Linked DNA regions of Homo sapiens: region 1 is linked to region 2. A link is a loop called in an ENCODE intact Hi-C map of the cell type or tissue named here. Cell type or tissue: Calu3. All regions are shown on one strand. Links, peaks and the distances in the headings refer to the core of each region. The heading gives the core; the rest is flanking DNA.

Evidence for each region. Peaks named below come from ENCODE experiments on the same cell type or tissue, not always from the same donor. Only the 100,000 strongest peaks of a DNase experiment are listed, where the experiment ranks them.
Region 1: a loop joins it to region 2, with 7 times the contacts of the local background. A loop is called at or near these places in 18 of 110 quality-filtered maps.

Annotation. Positions count from the first base shown.
Region 1 is chr13:53,780,055-53,785,688 of GRCh38, forward strand. No RefSeq gene overlaps it. Among named protein-coding and RNA genes, the nearest start is that of LINC00558, 33 kb to the right of the region's middle. RefSeq lists a silencer at 2,480-2,774. In Calu3, for the core only: a CTCF peak has its summit at 2,526 (motif pointing right); a DNase peak (open chromatin) is centred at 2,567.
Region 2 is chr13:53,247,162-53,253,537 of GRCh38, forward strand. No RefSeq gene overlaps it. Among named protein-coding and RNA genes, the nearest start is that of LINC01065, 98 kb to the left of the region's middle. In Calu3, for the core only: no CTCF peak of the experiment used is centred there; a DNase peak (open chromatin) is centred at 3,320.

The DNA.
Region 1 (5,634 bases), core at 635-5,634, 530 kb after region 2:
CAGCCAGTATTGGAAGAGAATGAATTCTAGATTTATCTTTAGTCTCCTCAGCTGCATGTCTTTGGGCAAAGGAATAAGTTAGACCCATTTGGACGAAGAATACTAAAATCCTGGTTCACTTTTATTTGAAGGTCAGAGGCTCTGGGATAGCTTATCTCCAGGGTTCAATCTCATCACAGACTCAAAGTCCCTGCATCTTCTACAGTTATCCTAAAGACTGCTTTCCTTCAGAGATCTAAGATCACTGGGACAACTTCAAAAGATATATCTAAATGGGTACACATGGACATATAGTGAAAAAATGGACATTTGAGACTCCAAAACATAGGAGGGTGGGAGGGAAATGAGGGTTGAAAAATTACCTATTGGGTACAATGTTCACTGTTTGGGTAATGGGTACACTAAAAGCTCAGACTTCACTACTATACAATATATCTATGTGACAAAACTGCACTTTTACCCCCTAAATCTATGAAAACAATAAAGAAGTTGTTCTATTCCTGGTGTTTAGTCTTAGGAATCCAGAGTCCTGACTGTCCCCCACCAACCCCCTTCTTCTGCATACCTCCTATTATACTGAGATGACCTGGGCCATATACCCACCCCTTAATATAATATAATAATTAGGCAAAATGAAATTTAGTAGTGGAGCTGAGCAGAAGGTCAGTCTTTCCTGATTCAAGTGTTAAAAAAAAAATCCAGGCTCTGCTCATTAAAGGAAGGGTAATTAATGTTTATGATACAGCCCCTTCTACCATGGGGTAAGAATACAAACCTGGAAAAAGTGTGTGAAAATAGGGAGGCAACACTGATTTGTCAAAATAAAGAGATGGGCCAAGATTCTCTGTGTGTATGTGTGTTTAGAGGGGCAAAAATGAGAAGATGAGAAGACAGCATAAGATGAAAGATTAAATAAATGTTTTAGAGAATATTTAATGAGAATCAAGCATAACTGTATTCTATTTATCTTCCTCCTCCATTGAGTATTCATTTTAAAGTATTATGGCATTACTATTTTCTAGGATTATGGCTTTTAAAATCATTTGATTTTCCTCTTTTGTTACTTTCTTCATTATTTGCCTAAAACAGAAGGAAAACAGCATTTCTGGTTTTTATTCTAAACAGCATAAAGAGGTTTCTAAGAGTGAAGCGGGTCCAAGGGAAACATAACCCTCTTAGATATAGATGTTATTGCCATTAAATTACTCCTTTAAGTAGATGTACATATAGGAGATACAGTTAATTTCACATGAAGATGGGAAGGACCACTAAGGTAATGAACTTTATTGAAAGTGCTTTTAATGCCATTATACACGTTTGAGAAGCTTTCAGAACAGAGAAGACCACTGAGTTGATAAAAGAAGCATTTAGTTAGCAAATGCCTTCGTGCCTCCCTGCTCACCGGTATATTTGCTTTAGAAATGAATGTTACATAGTAGATACAGACTTGCTTCTTTAACTCTTTTCAGAAATAAAGTGTGTGTATGTGTGTGCGTGTGTGTGTGTGTTGGAGGGGGTGGTGATCAGTGTCATGAAGTACGCAAGGAATACATTAAGCATGGATATGTGGATTGCATAATTTAAAACTGTCCTGGGGCATCCTTAAATTATGCATAGGTTTTGTTTTCTTATTTTACGTTTTTAGAGGGAAGATACTTGATTCTGCAATTTCTACACTGTTAGCATTATCTAAATCTCTCTCTCCGTTGAATGCTAAGCATCCATAAGAAACCATGCCATCTGCTACTCAGAGTGTTTTCCTAAGATGCTTCCAGGTACTCATCTTTCCTCAAACCCTGTTGTTTTGTGAAGACACATCAACTTCCCATCATGTATAGAGCGATTTCGTTAGACCTCACATTTACTTGTGTCAAAACAATGGCATCGACCCATTCAGCAGCAATTTGGAAGTGTTTTAATAATTTGTTGCTTTATTTTACAGTATTTATTTTGTGTCATCATTTAAAATCAAATAAAGACAGGATTCAGTAATTCTACTGTTACGTGTGAGTTTCACAGATCCTGAACTTTCTTTCCCTCTTTCCTCATGTTTCAGGGCAAGCGCCACCTTCTGTGGCTGTGCATACTCTACGCTATAACATGAGCTGTAGGTTTTTCAAAGCAAATAACCTTCATTTCACTCACAAACACACTCCAAGCTCGCCCTCCACTTTTGAATAGTGTACAGCTAAAAACCGATGGTTAAAGAAGAAAAATAAACTGTGATAATCTGGAAATGAAATTGAATATAGCGATTTTATTTTCTTGGGTCACTTTGTTTTGTAAATCAGCAATTCAGAGCGCTGCAATTATTTATCAGCACAGGACATTGTCTTTAGTAGTTTACTGTTTAGAGGTCTGGCTTCATTAAAACATTACTTTTAGGTCACTTTTAATTACTATTTTTGAGGACATGGGGTATATGTTTATATTGTGTCCTTTTAATGTGAAGCCAAAGTTTAACAAGTTGATATCCCAAGTCCTACAGACGTTTTAACATTTTCCAATGATTGCAGCTTTTACTTTACCGCTAGGTGGCAGAAGAGTTTTAGTTTCTGGTGCTGCGCTTTCGAAACTTCCACTAAGCACTCAGCTCATTCCCGCAGCAGCTGAGGCTGATATAAATGTATAAACAAGCAGAAGCTATATATGAGACACACCACCATCATTAAAGCATAAAGCAACAACTTTAAGCCAAGTTCTCGGCTTCCGATGGTCTGGTGAAACCAATGCTTTGCTGATGGGCTGAAGTAGAGGAAGGAATCCTGAAAAAAATGACCGTTTCCTGAGGTTAGGCTTTGTATGTGTGTTTCTGTGCCATTGTCCAGGACTAGTGCGTCCAAGGGAGACAGCTGGCAACTCACATATCCATTGCTGCTTGGAAGGATTTCTAATGTTTCCACCTGACTCTGCTATGGGCATCGTTGCCTGAACCTTGTAGGAAGAGGAGCAATAAAGCAACATAAAGTCAAAGAGCAGCTAAACATGGAAATGCTAAATTTGTTAGATTGAAAAGCATACAGCTTGAGGATTCTTAACAGTGAGAGGTTAGATACAGAGTTAAGTAGGAGTAGAATTTGAAAGCAAAACATTGTATTTGTATATAGAAATATTTGCTAAGTTGATATCCAGGCCGTCACCCAGAATATATGAGTTTTTGCAACATATGGAATATTAACAGTAAAGTCAGGGCGATTCTTTGGTCAAGCACAAAGAAAGGTACTTGCATTTATAGAGTATATTTTATGAGTTGTGGAGAGGGGATTTTTTTTTTTAATCAGACCAACCATTGTATTTCAGAATAAATAAAACCTCTCCACTTAGGAAAGCACAAGAGGTATAAAAAGAAAGGAAAAAGTGTGTGCTCCCATAGGTAGGGGAGAGGCACAGCAGCTGCCTTCTTCTGGAAAGGCAATAATCCGTAGGTTGTATTCTAAGTTGACCCACCTACATCTGCCATCGCAGCCGGCACCTGGTGCAGGATGAATGACATGCAATACTCCCCAAATGTCACTGTCCAGCCGTGTCCACCAATTAAAACTAATAAACATTCCTCCCCATGCTGAAGATGTGCCGCCAGCCCAGCGAGCTGCAGGGCCGGCGATGGCAGAGCATAATAACTGCAGTAGCAGCAGCAGCAGCCAGAGCCCTGGGCAGCAGGTGCACTTGGCCGGGAACAGGGAAGGGCACAGTGTGGCGCTGGCATTGCCTGCTCACATATTATGCAGGCAGAGCTGAGTTGTTTACAAATTGATAGCAGAGGGGATTTGGTTGGAGAGGGAGCAGAGCACAAACACACTGTACTCAGTGCTCAGAGAAACCTGAGAGGGGTCCTGTGCTGGCTGCTTGGGTGCCAGTCACCCTAGAAAAAGTCCTCTTTCTGCCCCCCTCACTGCACACCTTAGCAGGTAGTACAGGCTCAGTTGCACAGGCAGGCAAGTACACCTGCCAAAAAACTGAAGGATTTTCAGTGTTGAGAACCAGAAAGCTTCTTTCTTTCTCACTAAATGTGCCTCTTCCAGGTCATATGGACATGCAAGATCCATCTGGATATAGCTTGATAATTGGAATACAGAAAAGATGCAAAATTTAAGAAAGGTCTTAAATGGGAAAAAAATAAACCTTCAGGAAGGAAAGGAGCTTGAAGTTAGGTCTCGGTATCTACTGGGAGTTAGGGGTTTTAGTCACCCCATTATGCTGACTCTGTCTGAAATGAGTCGGAGAGTCCTGGGAGTGTGGAGTGGCTGTGTTGGGGTCAGCACGTGGGGCTCAGTAATGCCAGCCTTGAGGGGGATCGAGTGGAGGGAGCAGGATGGAGGATAGAGCTTTCCATGTGCAGTTAATCATGGGTGATGCTCCCACTCAACAGTGGGGCATCATGGGTGAGTTTTTCTCAGTTTAAGTGTTATTTCTACCAAAGGAAGGAAGGATGTGTCCTTTTTCCACCCTGTCAGCAGTGCAGTAACCTATGTCAGTCTTTGTTTTCACCTCTGCTGATTTCAACGACACTCTCTGGCAATGTCAGTGCTGTCAGTTTAAAGTCATGTTTCTTCCTGTGAGAGCTGTTTTGAAAAGGGACACCTGAAGGTGTCATTTTCCTGTGGTTAATTAACCTTGAGACCAGAAGCACACCAGCCAGGCCCTTAATTACATTTGTGTGTAACCCTGCAACCACAGGGTGATGAGGGGCCACTTCCACTGCTGTCATCTCTCGGCCCCACCTGTCTGACCCATAATCTAGGTGATTGTTATACAACGATTTCTGTCCTCGACATGGGTTGTTGTGCATTCTGAGTTCAGATGGCAGCGTTTTGATTCTCTGAGTGAAACCTTTTGGCAGGTGTATTAGGACATTCTTGCATGGCTATAAAGAAGTACCTGAGAATGGGTAATTTACAAGAAAAGAGGTTTAGTAGGCTCATGATTCTGCAGGCTGTACAGGAAGAATCACACTGGCATCTGCTTCTGGGGAGGCCTCTAGGAAGCTTACAGTCATGGCAGAAGACGAAGTGGGAATAGGCATATCACACAGCAAAGGCAGGAGCCAGAGAGAGAGAGAGGTACCACACTTCTAAACTGCCAGATCTAGCAAGAAGTCACTATCACAGGGACGGCACCAAGGGGAAGGTGCTAAACCATTCATGAGAAATCCACCCCCATGATCCAATTACCTCCCACCAGGCCCTACCTCCAATACTGGGGATTACAATTCAACATGAGATTTGGGTGAGGACACATATCCAAACTATATCAGCAGGTACATGCAAATTCTTACAGTTGAAGAATTTCTTTAACAATTAAAAAAAAATCAAAGCTAATTTGCCTCTCTCTTCCATGGTTGCTTGACCAAAAACTGGAAAAATACACATTTGTAACTGTGGTGGTAGAAAGCAGTGCTGCCACTCCTTTTATCCTTTCTAAAATTGAGCCAATTCCCTAATTGATACCCCAGCCTCTCCCTGTTCCACAATCCGGGTGAACATAGCTAAATCTTTTTTCACAGTGTTAGCTGCCAAAAAAACATTGGATTCTAGCATACTGGGTCTTGAGCAACAGGGATAAAGTGGCTTGAGGCAGGGATCAGGATGGTGTGGAGGAAATAGGGAAGACAGTGGCAGGTGGTTGTGTTGTCAA
Region 2 (6,376 bases), core at 710-5,709:
TCAGGCTTTTATGGGATCAAATCTGTGCTATAAGCCTCTCACAGGATCTTCAGAGTTGTAATTGCAGTTGCCTGCCAGACATCCCCAAAGCTCCATCAGTGCAGCACCTCTGAACCCAAATTCATTATTACGTGAACCCAAAACTGTTCTCTCTCTCTGAAGGTATGGCACCATCACCCCCTAGTTTTATGTAAGTTAACCATCTTGCCCTTAACTTTCATCTCCAATAAGATTTTTTCGATTTTGCTTTGGACTTTGCTCCTAAAACTCTCTTTTATTCACTATTTCTAATTCTTTGTCTAAGGTTAAAGATCTTATCATTTCTCACCTGGACCATTGGAATAGCCTCTTACTGGTCTACTGGCCCCCAGCTTGTCACTCTGATATGGTTTGGCTCTCTGTCCCCACCCAAATCTCATCTTGTAGCTCCCATAATTACTGTGCATTGTGGGTGGGACTAGTGGGAGATAATTGAATCATGGCAGTGGATCTTTCCTGTGCTGTTCTCGTGATAGTGAATAAGTCTCACGAGATCTGATGGTTTTAAAAATTGGAGTTTCCCTGCATATGCTCTCTCTCTTTGCCTGCTGCCATCCATGTAAGACGTGACATGCTCCTCCTTGCCTTCCGCCATGATTATGAGGCTTCCTCAGCCATGTGGAACTGTAAGTCCATTAAACTTCTTTCTTTTGTAAATTGCCCAGTCTCTGGCATGTCTTCATCAGCAGCGTGAAAATGGACTAATACACACTCCAAGCCTTTCTCATTACTACTGCCAAAGTTAATCTCAAATATACTTTCCTGCTTGAAGAATTCTGCCAGCTCCCTATTGCCACACTTTTTTGTAAGATATTTAGTTTCTAGCTGAGAGGGACCACTGGTTTCTGCAGGCCTCACCCATCACATCAACTCAGGCTTCTTCTGCCTCAGCTCTCCAGACCTGCATGAGTGCCCTGGCCTCTCTGCCTTTGCACATGTACTTTTCCTGAGTTGTTAGCACCTCCATCCCTCCCTTTTTAAAATTCAAGGCCTTATTGATGACACCTTCTCTGTGATATTTTCTCTGACTCTTTCCAGAAAAGTTAGTTACTCCATCCTTTTCACTCCCATACTTCTTTGTTCTTTCCACTTGCCAATTTGTTGTACAGTTAGTTATAAAAGTGTTGATTCTCCTTCTAGCCTGAGAGCCCTTTGAATCCAGGAGACATTTTGAATCCTTGGTGTTTAGCACTGTTTGGCATAGAAGAATTATCGGGATATACTTTTGTAATAAATTAGAAATGGACAACCCTCACTCTGAGGCCTAATCTCCAGGAAAAGCATCTTCTGACCCCCCAACTCTTCTTGCCACCAGCCTAGCCCACTGTGGGTAGCTGCTGTTGTGATACCTTGTCCAAAGAACCTACTCATGCCTCCATCTTGGGTCCCTAACATGTTACAATACCTAAGTTACCCAACAGCTGAGAGCTAGAGTAGCACCCACGGTTAGCCAGTGCAAATAATCTTCCTGACCTCTACTTTATTTTTCCCTTTGAAGGGGGCTGGTGATGAGATACGGAGTTTTGTGAGGACAATGCTTACGGCCCCAGAGATCACAAAGCTAGGGTCATCTCATGGAGGGCACTAACAGGCAGAAACTCAAAATCTAAGTCTCATCTATGTGCAGTCAAAATGTCACCAAAGCCCTGGAGCTGCTTGTCTAGCCACAGCATCCCCTTCTCAGCCCCTCACCCCAATCTGCGTGTGTTTTCATCCCCCGTCAAAGCAGACCTGAAAATGGGCTATGCGGGCAGGTCACCTGCAGTTGGGGGAGAGAAAGGAGAGAGGAATTAAAACATGTAGTAGTTCCTCTGTGATCAATATCTGCCTAGAGATGGTGTTGCTAATAATACCCTGAGCAGAAGCATTACTGAAATCCTTACCTCTGATTCCCAAATGGCTTGGGAGTTCAGCCAGATCAAGCTTCTGCTGCTTGTGTTTCCAAATTTTAAAATACTGTGAGGTTTGGGGCTGGCTTCAATGCAGTGTTTCTTTTCCTGGGTGGTCAACTCAACTTATTTTATGTGTTTAACCCTAACCCCTTCTCCACAAACAGCAAACCAACTAACAGCTAAAGAAGGAGAGATGAGATGGCACCAGGGTGAAGGTTTCTCTGTGACCATGTTGATGGGGTTGACAAGTGACCTGAGGCTACCTGTACTTCCACAGAGTTGAGCCAGTCAGTGCTCCCAGGCTGGCATCATGTGACCACCATGAAGAACAAAGGCTCCAGGGAATTGTTTAGGGCTGCAGCATGTGAAAAGACGAGGCCAGGCAGATGCCCTCCCATATATGGGAAAGAAGACATGAAGAAGGATGAGGATGGTGTGCTTATTTCTCTCTGTCAGTAAAAACTTTAAATTGATTTTGATTTTCTGAAACTAAATTTGGTGCCAGATTGTGAATATACAGTAAATGCTTTACTGTGTTTCAAGCGCAAAGTAGATTTACAGCAGCCGAGATAGTTTGTTAAATTCCTGACAACTCACCAAACCAGAGTGCACAGCTGCAGTCACAGTTTCTGACATGGGGGGCAAAGATCCCCTGAAACCTTTTCATCTTACCAAAGGAGGACTCCCAGGAGATTTCAAAACATATGAGAGGAGAAAGCAATGAAATTACATCCTTGAAACATCACAAATAGGGGTCCCATCTGATCCTACATTCTGCTCTCACTGTGACCTGATTCCTGGGGATGAAACTGGGTAATGACCAGTAAGTCAGACATTGCTGGCCTCTGATGCTCTTTGAAATGGTTTCTCCTAAAGGCACGGAAGAAATTCAAGAATGGGTCTAAAGTGCAGTGCCTAGAAATTGTTTTAAAAAAAAGTATTGATCTTATTTTCATTGCAACATAAGAACTGAGTTTAAACCACTCATATGATTTAATCTATTTCTCTGACAAAGTAAAAACACTGAAAAATAGCTCAATTTCTCCATCTTTTTTAGGTGGAGAATGAAGTTACCATGGTTCTAATGAGGGTATTCTTTATTGTCATTTGAAGTAAAAATGCATTTTTCATGAGGCTGTATTAATTTGACCATAAATATCTTCTTATTTCCATGCTGAAAATGTATTTTATAAATTCTGACTTTTAGATTCAACTCTCAATAAACTTTATAAAGTTTGTTTTCTTTTGGTCATTGTAATTCGAGTACATTGATCTAAATGAATATTTGCTTCCTCAAAAAAACCACGTTCTTTTATACATTTCTGCTGAATTAATAGTCTAGAAAATGCCCACTAGATGGCAGTGTCACTGCATAGTTAAAGACTATCTGGGCAAGTGATAAAGAATAGGAGGCTACTTTATGTGGTAGCTATCCTGGAAAATCCAGAAGGTGGCAGATTTTAGCTATTTATGAAAAGTCAAGTACAGAGGCGAAGAATCTCCTTTTTTTTTTTTAATTATTTTTATTTATCTTTCCAGAAGGAGATTATGAGCTGAATAAAATTATCTGTGATATTTAAAATATTTGAAAATGTTTCACATTTTTCGAGCATGTAATACAAGCTGAAGGGCTAGCAAAGCTAACAGTGACACAAAATCAAGGTGAAATTGACCAATAAATTGAGAACTCCATTACAGGAACAATTTCCCCGAGTTCGAGTCACAGCATTTGAGTGATAACCTAAACCTGTCTCAACTTTGTGAAACATTCAAAGTGAAGACAGAAGGAAAGGATGAGGAACACTGGAGGAGGCGGAGGGGTGCAGTGTGGGCACTGATGTTTATATATTTTCACCAAGTTTTCTAGTTTCTCAGAGGACTTTCAGCAGACCTGTGCTTCAGTGTTCAGTTTTTTTACAAGGTTACTGATTACTTAAGGGACCTGGATTTTAAAAATGAAAAATGACAGCTTGAATACAATAGTCCAATTTAGAGGGATCATGCATCCTCACAGCTTTGCTGGCTATTGGAGACATTTGCAATGAATACAAATCCGCATCCATTTTGTGGAAGACACTACTGCAGTTTCAGTTCCTCACTTCAAACCTTGGGTTTGTGTGGGTAAGTGTGTGCTAGCTTGTTCTAAGGGAATACCTGTTTCTTAGTTGATTTTGGCCCCAAGCAGTATGAATGGGCTTGCCTTCCCACCTCCTGCAGGAAATACACATTGGTGTGAGGGTGCTGGGGGTGGAAGGACTGCAGGACAGCAGGATGGTGGCTTGGAAGTCATTCTTCAGAGTGACAGCTCTACATGGCTCTTGGCACTGCAATATTTCAGGGAACTGGTGCTCAGACCAGGATCATTTATCTCATTTAAATATTCCAAAGAGAGTGGCCTACATACTGAAGTTAGATTCATTTTCATCTTTATGCTCTAAAATGGCCTGGCAGCCTCTCTCAAAAGGAGTGGGGTGGGGGAGAAGGAAAGGAAGGAAGAAAGAAAGAAACGATGGTAAGGAAATGCAGCAAGTGAGTGATATACAAGGTGAGCACAGAATTCAATATCCAGGACGAGGACATATATGTCTTGGACCCCAGATATATAGCTCAGAACTGATGGAGAAATGGGCAGGAAGAGAGATAATCTTTATCTCTGTTCCCAAGCCTTCAGAAATAGCTAAGGCTAAATCACCCTCAGAAGAAAGCAGGAAATGAAGACTGCTCCAAGTCACCCATGAGATTTCAGAGTGCAGGCCACCGGCTGAGTACATTTTTCCTTCTTTTTCTTTTTTAAAAATTTGAGTCACACACTGAGTTCAGGGTCAGTCAGTATATGGAAACCTCAGTCAGTGTTTAAGTCTAGGCTAAGCTTCTGATTTCTGTTTTATTTAGGAAACATTGCTAGATTTTATTTGGATTTAGAATCTGAAATCTATGCAAAAAGCAAAAAGGAGAGGAGATTGTGGCATTTTCCACAGCTTCATTTGTTCCTGGGAAAACCATGTATCTATTTCCTTTTCTAACATTTCACATGCCCACTCACATATTTGAAAGTCTATGTGCCTACCAAACCACATAGACTTTTGGGTTACTTGTACTTTTTTTTTTTTGTTATTTAAAGCTAATCATTACTGCAGCAGGATTTTAATAGTTTGGAGTAATAATTGTTAGGATGATGAGAACAAACCCTGGTGCTTGAAAGAAAGTGGCCCATTCTACAATATAAGATATTTTATATTATGTTACTGCATATCCTTCCTTTATGGTATTTGGACTTGCTTTCCCACAAAGAGGATCTGTGATCAAAGAAGTGAAAAAAAGGCTCAGAAAATGCTTTGGTAGTCACTAACTTGTGAAGCATGAAGTCCATTATCTGCACTGGGCCTATAAGCCCCATCATACAACCAAGCCATTGAAATTGATGTTCTTTGAGTTTTCTTGAATTGTCTGGAAGATATTTCAGTCCTCCAATCAGCTAGCTTAGTTAGCCTATAACATTCACTAGCAAAGTGCTACCTTTAGGGAATCATATTGGTGTGGTTTAGTTATCCTTGCAAATGCTTCCATTTCAGACTTTGCAATTATAAGCAGACAGGAAAACTCCAGTGAATTACTTTCAGAGTTGTGAACCTACAAAGAATCAACTTTTCTAACCGCATTCATTCCTGGAGGACTCAGAACTTTCCCAGTGGCACTGTAGAACTTCATCTCATTAGCATGGTTCAGACCCAGGGATTTAATATTTGCCTAGCACAAAGGAAGAGAACAGGATGGCTTGCTCTAGTTACCTTCGTCATTGCTGGGACCCAGGAAAAACAGGCATCTCTGGTTTCTGCAGGAATTTGCTTTATTTGGTTCTGTTTACTTCTTCTAGGTAGTGGTGAGATAGGATTGAAATGGGTAAATCAACAGGTAGAGGCCAAGGAGTTTCCTTCTATTCCACTTCTGAATGATACTGGCAAGGATTCTTCCATCTCTTTTCTCTTCATTTTCCTTGTTAATCAAAGGGGCACAGTAATACTTGCTGTCTCAACAGAGGCAGCTTGTGGTTCAAGTAAATCTGTGAGAATAAGTTGACAAGAACTATTTGGTATGCCCAATGTAAGGGAGCACTAATTACTTACATTTAAACATTTAAACATGTTTACTTACTTATAAACATAAGTTTATAATTAACCATGAGGAAGGAGGAAGGGGGCATTGATATCATTAGTGCAATTCACTGCATATTTCTGGTTCTTTTTCCTTCCTGCCCCCTTTTGCTGCTCTCTTGACATTAGATGATTTGCTTTGGCCAGAGAATGTGAGTGAAAGGAATTATGTGTCACTTTCAGGCAGAAGCTCTAAGAATCTGGTCTGAATGGTTGTATTCTGTTCTCCCCACCTAGGTCACTCTGGAAGATTTTTAGAGATGGAGCTATTGTCAGCCTGAGTCCCTGAAGTGA